Regions from separate parts of the Mus musculus genome. Here region 1 is linked to region 2. A link is a loop called in an ENCODE intact Hi-C map of the cell type or tissue named here. Cell type or tissue: heart. All regions are shown on one strand. Each heading gives the region's core, and the rest is flanking DNA. Links, peaks and the distances in the headings are about the cores only.

What was found. Hi-C counts contacts between places; a loop is a spot of excess contacts. Peaks named below come from ENCODE experiments on the same cell type or tissue, not always from the same donor. Only the 100,000 strongest peaks of a DNase experiment are listed, where the experiment ranks them.
Region 1: it touches region 2 in a loop (3-fold over the local background); 7 of 42 quality-filtered maps call a loop at or near these places.

The regions. Positions count from the first base shown.
Region 1 is chr9:96,551,581-96,556,966 of GRCm38, reverse strand. It overlaps Rasa2 (RAS p21 protein activator 2), which reads left to right. Exons shown (of 24, transcript NM_053268.2): 18 at 3,781-3,854; 19 at 4,558-4,664. Among named protein-coding and RNA genes, the nearest start is that of Gm28729, 29 kb to the right of the region's middle. In heart, for the core only: a CTCF peak has its summit at 2,668 (motif pointing right); no DNase peak of the experiment used is centred there.
Region 2 is chr9:96,282,757-96,288,142 of GRCm38, reverse strand. It overlaps Tfdp2 (transcription factor Dp 2), which reads right to left. Exons shown (of 13, transcript NM_001184706.1): 5 at 421-542. It overlaps Gm39408 (a long non-coding RNA gene), which reads right to left and starts at 4,650. Exons shown (of 2, transcript XR_871038.1): 1 at 3,534-4,650; 2 at 2,874-3,493. In heart, for the core only: a CTCF peak has its summit at 3,016 (motif pointing left); no DNase peak of the experiment used is centred there.

The DNA.
Region 1 (5,386 bases), core at 139-5,138, 270 kb before region 2:
GGCTAGGTAGTTATTGATTTTGCATCGTAGGATATATGGCAACATCCATCAATTAAATGTCAATGGCATATACCCAGTTTTGAAGGCCAGAAATGCTTTTAGCTATTACTAAATAGATGTCCCCTGGAGGATGGAACTGGCTTTGTTAAGAACCTTTGTTCTAGGACTAAAGCCTAGTAGAGCTTGTTATGTAGTAGAGTGGGTACTCACTTGCCATAGCAAAGCAAAATGGGTCACCAGGATGGCTCAGCAGGTAAAGGGACTTCTTAGAGGACCTTATTGCTGGGGTCACAGTGATTGGAAGGAGGGTACCAGCTCCCATAGTTGTCCTCCAACCTCCATGTGTGTGCTGAGACACACACATTCACATAAAGTCAGAAAAAAATGTAAAACAGTGTTTTCAATATAATGAGTATGCATGGTAGTAACTGGAAAAAAATAAGTAAAAATAAAAATATATAAATGCCTACAGCATAAAATGTCGATATAAGACCTACAATATGTAAAAAGGAGTGTGACTAGAAACTGAGAAGTCTTTTTAAGTCTTTAATTTTTTGGTCCTTAACTTGTTATTCATTCACATAAAATACATTATTATAACCCTGAAAAACTTGGAACAAAAAATTATCTTAGGATATAGCTAAACTAAACTTGAAGAAAGTAATGTTTCGTTATCACAATCCTAACTTAGTGAACCAAGTTAGCAAGGCTAGTCTTAAAGCCTGTTGAGTTTCTATACATGATTTAGCTGTTGATGGCCAAGAACATTTTTACTGAAGTACCTGTTTAGACTGAAGACATACTTTCTCGAAGACTCTATGAGTGAAAATGCTCCCATCAGATAGGGCTTGGTTTTGTTTTATTTTTACAGAGTCTCAGTATATAGCCTTGGCTATCCTAGTTCTTAGTATGTAGACCCGGCTGGCCTCAAACTCACAGGTAGCCACCTGCCTCTACCTCCTAAGTGCTGAAACTAATGGTGTACACCACTATGCTGAACCTAAATTTTTTTCTCCTTTAGTTGAAAGCTTTTGAGAAAATTTAATAATATGCTTTTAATTTGTAAAATAAAATTACAAGTTTTGTATACTCACAAATAGATTCTAACCATAGTACATTTACTGTCTCATGTATATCTGTAGTCCTGAGGTAGCATAAGATAGTTTGTCCTAAAATCTTAATTATCGCCAGGCAGTGGTGGCACACGCCTTTAGTCCCAGCACTTGGGAGGCAGAGGCAGGCAGATTTCTGAGTTCGAGGCCAGCCTGGTCTACAGAGTGAGTTCCAGGACAGTCAGGGCTACACAGAGGAAACCCTGTCTCCGGGGGAAAAAAAATCTTGATTATCTTTGTGTGTGTCCATGTGTCTTTCTGTCTGTCTATAGATCGGACCTAGGATTTTACATATCCTAGACTGTTCTGTCTCCAGCCTCTATAATTAAGGAATTACGAGTGTCCATGTAACTCATCCATACTGGCATTTATACTAGTGACTTTTAAGTGACTCGTAACTAAATCATACGCTGTTGCCCACACAGTAAAAGGAAAGGTAACCAGCAGAGTTCTGGATACAAGGTGGTTATGCAGTTTGGTGACAGAAGCACAGCACTGTGAGGGAGTGAAGATGTTTACAGCTCTAAGTAGAGTGAATCTAAACCAGCTCCTTACCTACAGTTACTTACGTCTGAGTGGTTTCACATCACACATTGGCTTTTATCTGATACTTCTTCATATAATGCTAAGAAGTGAGATATTCAAGTAGCCATTAAACTCCACTGGTGGATGGCCCATCTATTAGAACTACAGATGAGACAGCATACTTTGTTACTGTTGTCCCTGGATACTTGAACCTGCACCACCAAGACAAAAAGGATTCTGTTCTTGGTTGTTCACTTACCAAGATTCCCTTCCAGCAAACTGGAAGGAAGCCTCTTGAGTGAGTGCTCTGGTGGGCGAATCACAGCACCCATAGCCCCAGCTTGCTGCGCCTTCAGTCCTGTAGAGGAAGCACTCGTCCCTTGATGTCCTTCTTATAAAACTATGTGCTTTTGTCGTGTGTATCCTAAATCCTAAACAAAATAAAGTTAAAAACAAAAGCGAAGACAGCAATACAGGCCAGACAACTGGGAGCATAATATCTCTTGGATAAGCAGATAGATAGGATTCCTCTCTAAGAGGGGGAGGTGCTTTGTGAAGTGCTGTTTCCTCTTTCCACGTGCTGGGAAGCCCGTGACTAGTCCAGCTTACATACTCATGAAGCTAAATGCTGTTCACTGAGTGGCCTCCTGTTTCTAGCAATGGATGCTACAAATTTTCTTGAGCCACATCCTTATATTCTGCATAGAAAATTTGTAAATATTTATATTTGATTTTAGGTTAGCTCATTTGTCAAGGTCACCAGTTATATATAATAGAAATCAGCAAGCTATTTTCTATGAATAACCAATGAATGGGAGGGCTTATTGGTTACATAAGACCAATAAATCCTTGTACTTGTATTAAATATCCCCCTTTGGTTCCATCCAGTAGTCACACACAGTATTTATTTGTCACGATGGAAAACACACTGTAAAATAGTACATGAGAGCCCTGTGCCAGTGTTTGCTGCAAATCAAAGATGAGAGTTTTAAAAGGGAAGAAAAATAAATGCTTTGAGCCAGGTGGTGGCAGCACATGCCTTTAATCCCAGCACTTGGGATGCAGAGGAGGGTAGATCTCTGTGAGTTTGAGGCCAGTCTGGACCACAGAATGAGTTCTAGGCCAGCCAGGGTACCAAAAATATGGATAAGGGCCAGATGTGGTGGTATATGCCAGTCATCTTAGCACTGAGGAGGCTGAGACAGGAAGATTACAGTGTGTTTGAGTTCAGCCTCAGAAATAGTGAGACCCTGTCTCAAAACGAATTACAGTTAAGGATTATAGATTGAGTTATTTCTCTAGGTAAGTACATTCAGAATTTGAGTAAGTTAAGAAACAATTTTTGCCTTTAATCCCAGCACTTAGGAGGCAGAGGCAGGCAGATTTCTGAGTTCGAGGCCAGCCTGGTCTACAGAGTGAGTTCCAGGACAGCCAGGGTTATACAGAGAAACCCTGTCTCAAAAAACCAGAGAGAGAGAGAGAGAGAGAGAAACAATTTTTTAGAACGCCTTTCTTTTGTAAATTGGGAACTTTGTATAACCAAATGTATTTTATTTCATAGATTACTATAAGATGAGCCTCTTTGATCCAAGATGATCTAAGATCTGAACTATTGCAATATTTAAAACTTCTTGAGTGGACATGATGTCACAGTGGAAAATTAAACACTTCATCTCAAGTGATAGGTCACAAACTGCAGGTGTAGTAAAACAAAAACTATATGAAATTACCCTTAGGCTATGTATATGAATTTTGTTTAGATATGAGTCCAGTCCCCAAGATACCTTACTATATATGCAAATGTTTCAGAATCCTAAATCTAAAGCACTTTGGTTCTAAGCAAGAGATTTCCAACCTGCATATATATATATACTTTAATAATAAGAAATTCCCTAATATAATCAGTGACATGCAAGATAAAAGTTTGTTTGTTTTTTAAGACAGAGTTTCTTGGTATAGCCTTGGCTATCCAGAAACTCATTGTAGACCAGGCTGCCTCAAACTCAGAGATCTACCTACCTTTGCCTCTGGAGTGCTGGAATTAAAGGTGTGTGCTGCCACCACCACCTGACAGATAAAATAATTTTTTATAATATACCTTATTTACTCACACACTGTAATACTTCCCCATCTCCCCATTTAGTTCTTGGATGAAATTTCATCTACGGAAACTAAAGAGTCCAGTGGTACGAGTGAGCCTGTGCACCTGAAAGAAGGGTAATTAACTAAATGAGACATGAAAGTTATAACTCACTGTAGACAGTAAGTACAAAGAACATGGCTTTGAGAAGGAGGACACCTGAGTTTTCATTCTGTTCCAGAGCTTCCTAAGCGGCTTCAGCCAGGTAAATCACCCTCACGGCCCTGTCTGCTCCGTCTTAGGACAGCACACGCTGACTACACAGTCCCAGGCTGTTCTGTAGTTAGGAAATGGCTCTGTTTCCTTACCGAGGAGTGGTTGTTACTAGGAATAATGAGATGGAAATAACTTTCCTGGCCCTTTTTATTCTGTATAGCACAATTCTAAAACGACATTACTTAGAAGAGGAGAGGTGCCTCACTCATGGTTAAGAGAGGTAGTGGCTCCTGTAGAGGACCTGGGTTCAATTCCCAGCACCCATAGAGCAGCTCACAACTGTTTGTAACTCCAGTTCCAAGGGATCTGATGCCCTCTTCAGATTTCCACAGGCAATGTACACTGTGCATAGATGTCATGCAGGCTACGCCATTCCTAAAAGGAGAACTAAGACAGCCCTGCATTGATAGAAGGACGTCCTGAGTCATCCCCAGACGTCACTGCTGTGCACTAGTAGCCGTGCATGGCCGCGATGGCACCTAACAGTCAGGGTCAGCTTGGTTTCAGGGCAGTGGTTTGCACCTCTGAGGGTTAAATGTTTGCTTCTGTCTGTTATGTTGGCAGTGAGATGTATAAGAGAGCTCAAGGAAGAACCCGTATTGGAAAGAAGAACTTCAAGAAACGATGGTTCTGCTTGACGAGCAGAGAGCTCACCTACCACAGACAGCAAGGTAGAGTTGTGCTTGGGCTTCGTTGTGGCTTTACTCTGCTGGTTCATGGTGCCGCGGTGATCGCTGCACAGTAAATGGTTCAGAGTGTCTGTCCCACAGTGACACACAAAACTGAACTGAAGTGTTTCTTTTATCACATTATGTAGTATATAATAAAACTATAACGTAAAAGCCTGGTGTAAACCAGTTTGAGAATAAAACAACTGGACTTGGTAAGTAAGACAGTATAACAATACAAAGCAGAAAGGCACAGACTTAACAGGTTAACTAACAACCACAAGCACTCAGCTAATCTGTTAACTCATGGTGCTCAGTAGGTTTTGAAGTCCCATGAAATCTGATGGGTAAATACCAACTAGGAGAGCTTCTCCTATGAATACCGAAATGATGACATAAAGGCCTGATACAAGGTACTTTGAGAGAATATAGAGTGCTTCATTGGGAATTCCTGAATAGTAGAATAATTGAGAAGAGAGATATTTTAAAGAGATGAGGTCTTGACCCAGAACTCTGGGCTTAAGCAGTCTCTTGCATCAGCCTCCCAAATAGCAGGGACTACTGGCATGTGTGCACATGTGCACACACACATATGAGCAGTTTAACCTGAAGGAATGAATAGACATGTATATTCCAAGTATATTAATAAGAAGTTTTTTACAGTGTGTTGCATTTTAGGCATCTGCATAGTTTGTTACAGTATATAATATGTATACAGTATATAA
Region 2 (5,386 bases), core at 134-5,133:
GGGACCGCAGTTCCCTAGTTTCCAGCATTAGCGTTAGGTGGATCACAAGCGCCTGTAACTCCAGTTCCAGGGAGCCAATGCTCTTTTCTAGACTCAGCCGGCACCTGTACCCTTGGTCACATACTCCACCCCCTACATACACACATATACATAATTACATCTCTGGGTGGTGAGATGACAGATAGAGGCACCTGATGGCAAGATGGGGAAACTAAGCTTGATCTCTAGGACTCACACAATGGACAGAGAACTGACTCTCAAAGTTCTCCTCTAACTTCCACACAGACTCCATTGTATTATGTGTGCACATTTACAAAATAAATACATGTAAAATGTAAAAAGAGGGAGTAGGAAGAAGATAAGACAGCAAGCTAGTAAGGGGGTGGGAGGCTTAGAAACAGTAATTTCTGACACTCTTACCTGGGAACCCAGCCAGCAGCCTCAGCTATGTGAGTCTGAGTGACCATTGCGGGTGCAGGGGTATATGGATTCCCAATCAGAACACTTCCTGAATTGGCAATTCTCTGCGGTGTGCTTATAATCTGTAAAGTTGGTAACAAGAAAATAAAATTTTATTCAAGCCTTTAATTCCAGCCCTGGGGAAGCAGAGGCAGGAGGATTTCTGTGAGCCTGAGGCTAGTCTGATCTAGAATTCCAGGCCAGCTAGGGCTACATAGTGAGACCCTGTCTCAAAAAAATAAGCATATATATTTAAAAGGCAACTTTTTAAAAAGGAAGGGGGAGCTGGAGATGGAGTTAAGAGCACTGGCTGCTCTTCCAGAAGACCTGGTTTTGATTCTCTGTACCCACATGGTGATGGCAGCTCACAACCACCCGTAATTCACCCACTCCAATTCCACGGGTCCAGTGCTCTCTTCTGGCCTCTTCAGGCATCAGGTACACAAATGGTGCATAGACACAAATGCAGGTAAAAGACCCATATAATAGACAGACAGACAGGATGCTTTTGGCTAACATGTGGGGAAGAAGTGCCGTCAAGAGCTCTTAATGATGATCATCTAAGCAATCACTAGTATCTTTGGTTTAATTCTATCTTAGCATCTTAGAACAGCAGTACCCTGACTCCTGACATGATGTCACAGTGTAGATTCAAGTAAGTGATCAGCAATTGAGGATTAACCTGACAACTGACAATTTCTTACTGTCAGAAAAATGAACAGCTTTTTTCCTACGTGGTAAGCACTTTGGGAGCTGGAAAGATGGCACCCTGGTTAAGAGTGCTTGCTGTGTAGCTGTAAGGTCAGGAGTTTGAATCCCATCAAATAATAAGCTGGGCACACCATGCATACTTACCTGTAAGCCCAGTTCTGAGGGAATTAGGGAGAGAGGAACTGTTAGTGCTTCTAGTATAGCTGAAAATATGCATGCTCCAAGTTCAGGGAGATGCCCTGCCTCATGCATTCAAATTAGCAGAGAATATAGCAAGGTAACTGATGCATGTTCCTGGCCTTCAAGCACACATGTATGTAACATGCCCGTACACAAATCAGCTTTTAATCCTAGTACTTGGGAGGCAGAAGTAGGAGGATGTTAGCAAGTTTGAAGCCAATTAGGGCCACCAAATGAGACACTATACTAAAAGCAAGCAAGTAAACCCTCCAACCGGTACCCATAAGAGGGAAACAAAAGCTTCATTTGAAATTGAGTCTACAATTGTAGTAGAGCCTGATTTATGTGACCTAGGAGAACAGTAAAGTAGATCTTCAGAACTCAATATACATACAAAACCACTATACAATCTGGATTGTTATACGATGCAAAATCTAAGTTCCTTGAAAAAGCCAAATGGGGCCTGGAGAGATAGCTCAGCAGTTAAGAGCACTGACTGCTCTTCCGAAGGTCCTGAGTTCAAATCCCAGCAACCACATGGTGGCTCACAACTATCCTAACAAGATCTGATATCTTCTTCTGGCATGTCTGAAAACAGCTACAGTGTACTTACATATAATAAATAAATAAATCTTTTAAAAAAAGAGAGGAGAGGAGAGGAGAGGAGAGGAGAGGAGAGGGGAGGGGAGGGAAGGGGAGGGGAGGGGAGGGGGGAGGGGAGGGGAGGGGAAAGGGGAGAGGGGAGGGGAGGGGAGGGGAGGGGGGGAGGGGAGGGGAGAGGAGGGGAGGGGGGAGGGGAGGGGAGGGGAGGCGGGGAGGGGAGGGGAGGCGAGGCCAAATGTACCTTCTGTACTGATCTGAACTTCAGAATTTCAAGTCAGTGGAGAGTTAGAATGTTACAGATAGAGAGCCAAAATGATATTGGAGTATTTTTGACAGTCATTTATCATCAACCTCTGTATCTGGCTGAACACCCCTTTTGGCTTCTGAGAATCCAGACTTAGAGCCTGAGAAAAACCCCTGTGTTTCCACACACCTCCTGGAGCAGTTTCCTAGCCTGAGAGGCTCTTTTAAGAGGAGGCCCATGAGCTAACTCAGCTGGCGGGTACTGGAGCCTCAGAGCATCTCCCAAGCACAACAGGGTTCCAGAGAAGGGTTGGAAAGCATGAAAACGAGAGCTAGGCAGCCAGTGGGGAAAACACAGCCTGAAGCAGTTCGGAGTCAGACAAAGAGAGGGACTGACCAAAGGGGTGGAACAAGAAGCTAACAGCCAGTGCAAAGAGTTAGCTGAGTGGCTGGGAGACTTGGCAGGCACCAGCTACAGATACATGGAAATAGAAAAACTGAAAACTCAACAGACTTCATAAGATACTTGGAAAGTCATTAAGAAGAGAAAGATTAAAAAGAAAAATGTCTCCTGCGTTAAAAAATGGAAAACACAATGACACAATGCATCTAGACCCCATCACTTATCAGCATACAAATAATTATTTTTCAATAATAATTGCAATTTTATATATCCCTTTTTTAAAAATCAAAAGAAAGCAAACTTACAAATGGAAAAGATTGAAATATTAAATGCCAGTGTTAGCAATAATAATAAACGGATTGTAAAATCCTCTCAGAAAAAGGATCTTTGGAGGAACCCAATCCAAAGCCTACAGAGCCACCTTGTGACAAGATTGCAGAATGCCAACCTATTAAATTCCTAAATAAAGAGACTATGCTGAGTTAAGAATAAAGATTATGTTCAGAACAATGTCATACAATAGATTATATATTTCATTTTATAGAGTTTGGAGAATTAATATATGTATATATTTTAATACATCAAACAATTGGTAGTCAAGATTTTGATGTTTCTGCCTTGAATTCTAAAAAGGCTGATTGTGAGACTGCACATTTATTAGAGATGGTGGCTATCTTGGAAATCCTTTACAGACTAAAGTTGATGGTACTTTAATATATGTATTCTTAGAATACGATATTTTAGATATTATGGCAGAAAATATATTACTGGCATATCTCATAATCCTACAAGTTGGACAATTGTGAAAGGATTTAGCTATACTTCAAAGGAGTAAAACACAAGAGCTACTGAGAGACATTGGGCTATGGGGAAAAATTGCCGAAATAAACCAACCTATATATTATAAGGATGTCTTTAATGGAAATAAACCAACCTATATATTATAAGGATGTCTTTAATGGAAATAAACCAACCTATATATTATATGGATGTCTTTAATGGAAATAAACCAACCTATATATTATAAGGATGTCTTTAATGGAAGGTAGGAAATACGTTACGTTAGAGAAGAGGTTTTGCCTTGGTTTTAACAGAAGAAAAGCTAGGGGTTCCATCATAATAAAGATTAGATCTGACAGACCTCCTGAAGGTCCCATCCTGCCTATAGCCTATAGCAGGATGGGAGAAACCAAGAAGAATAAAACAGGTAAAGTTTGTGCTGCCTCTGGACGTGGGAACATTTCTGAGACAGGCTGACACATGACAGTGTCTCTGTAAAGCCAACAGATCTTGTTGGCTACAGAATCTTCAGGAATTATTACATGCCATCCTTCAAATGGCATCGATGAAAATTTGTATTACAGGTTGGTTATATAGTTCAAACTAACTTTTGCCTGCTCAAAGAATCACCTTTAACATGCCAAACATGCATTCATGCAAAAATGTGTATTACAGTTAAAAGCTTGTAGGTTCACAGAGACAAACAACCAAACCCCAGTGATGTTAGAGCGGCCCTGACAAGACTCACCCTGAAGGACGCTGAGAAGGATGCTGAGACATATTTATTCCAGCATCCTGCTACTTCCAGCCAAACAGTCAGGACTTCATTTAAGCCCTGCACTTTCCCATCACAGAGGGACTGGACAACAAATGTTACAGCTAGCTTTCTTGAGACTGGCCATGTCCCAATTTTATACAGACTCCTAAAAGGGGCTGACACCCCCAGATTGCAGGAAGCAATTTTAAGAGAATGGCATCTCATTCCCAAAAATTGATGTGGGTGGATTTGGTTACTCAGTGGGAGGATTATTAGTGGTCTTGGTCAGAGAGGTTAGATTCAGGGATTTCTGTTTCTTTCCTCTGTCCGTCTCTCTCTCTCCTATCTAGTGTTAGAGAAAGAGAGAGAAGTTAGAAATAATAGGATAAAGGGGTAGATTGTTGAATCTACTTTTAGACCAAAGAATATTAACGAACCAAATATTTTACATTTGGGAGCCGGGCGTGGTGGCGCACGCCTTTAATCCCAGCACTTGGAGGCAGAGGCAGGTGGATTTCTGAGTTCGAGGCCAGCCTGGTCTACAGAGTGAGTTCCAGGACAGCCAGGGCTACACAGAGAAACCCTGTCTCAAAAAAAAAAAAAATTTACATTTGGTTTGGATTTTGTATATTGATACAGATTAAGGCTATATTTCATTACAACATACTATGAATATATGTTTCAACTCTTGTTTAAGGTGTTGTATCTATGCAATGCTTCAAAATGCAATATTAAGTTCTAGTTTTTTAAAGATGCTATTATAAACTGTTCATGTTAATTAAGAAATCCAAGTGAATAGTTAGTCCATCAAACTTATGGTCATGTTAGGTACGAGCTTATTAGTTAATTAACTGGAGTATTCCATCAGCTTCTTTACTGCTCTGCTCCTACAAGAGGAATCTTCACAAGACTATCCTAAGTACTCTATGTCTCACTTGTACAGCATTGTTACTGAAGAATTATTTTCTGTTATTAGAAGCCTGGAGCTTAGTGTTACTGATATAAAAGACTTTGAAAGAGGATGAGAAAGAAAACATAAGAAAAAACAAGTTTCTTTATTGAGAATAACACTGGATATTAATTAGCAAAATTTATTTTACTTCTCAATATCAAATTGTCACATTTTACACAGCAGTTTCTTGACATTCTCTCTCTCTCTCTCTCTCTCTCTCCCTCCCTCCCTCCCTCCCTCCCTCCCTCCCTCCCAACTTCCCTCTCTCTCCCTCCCTCTCCCTCTCTCTCTCTCTGGC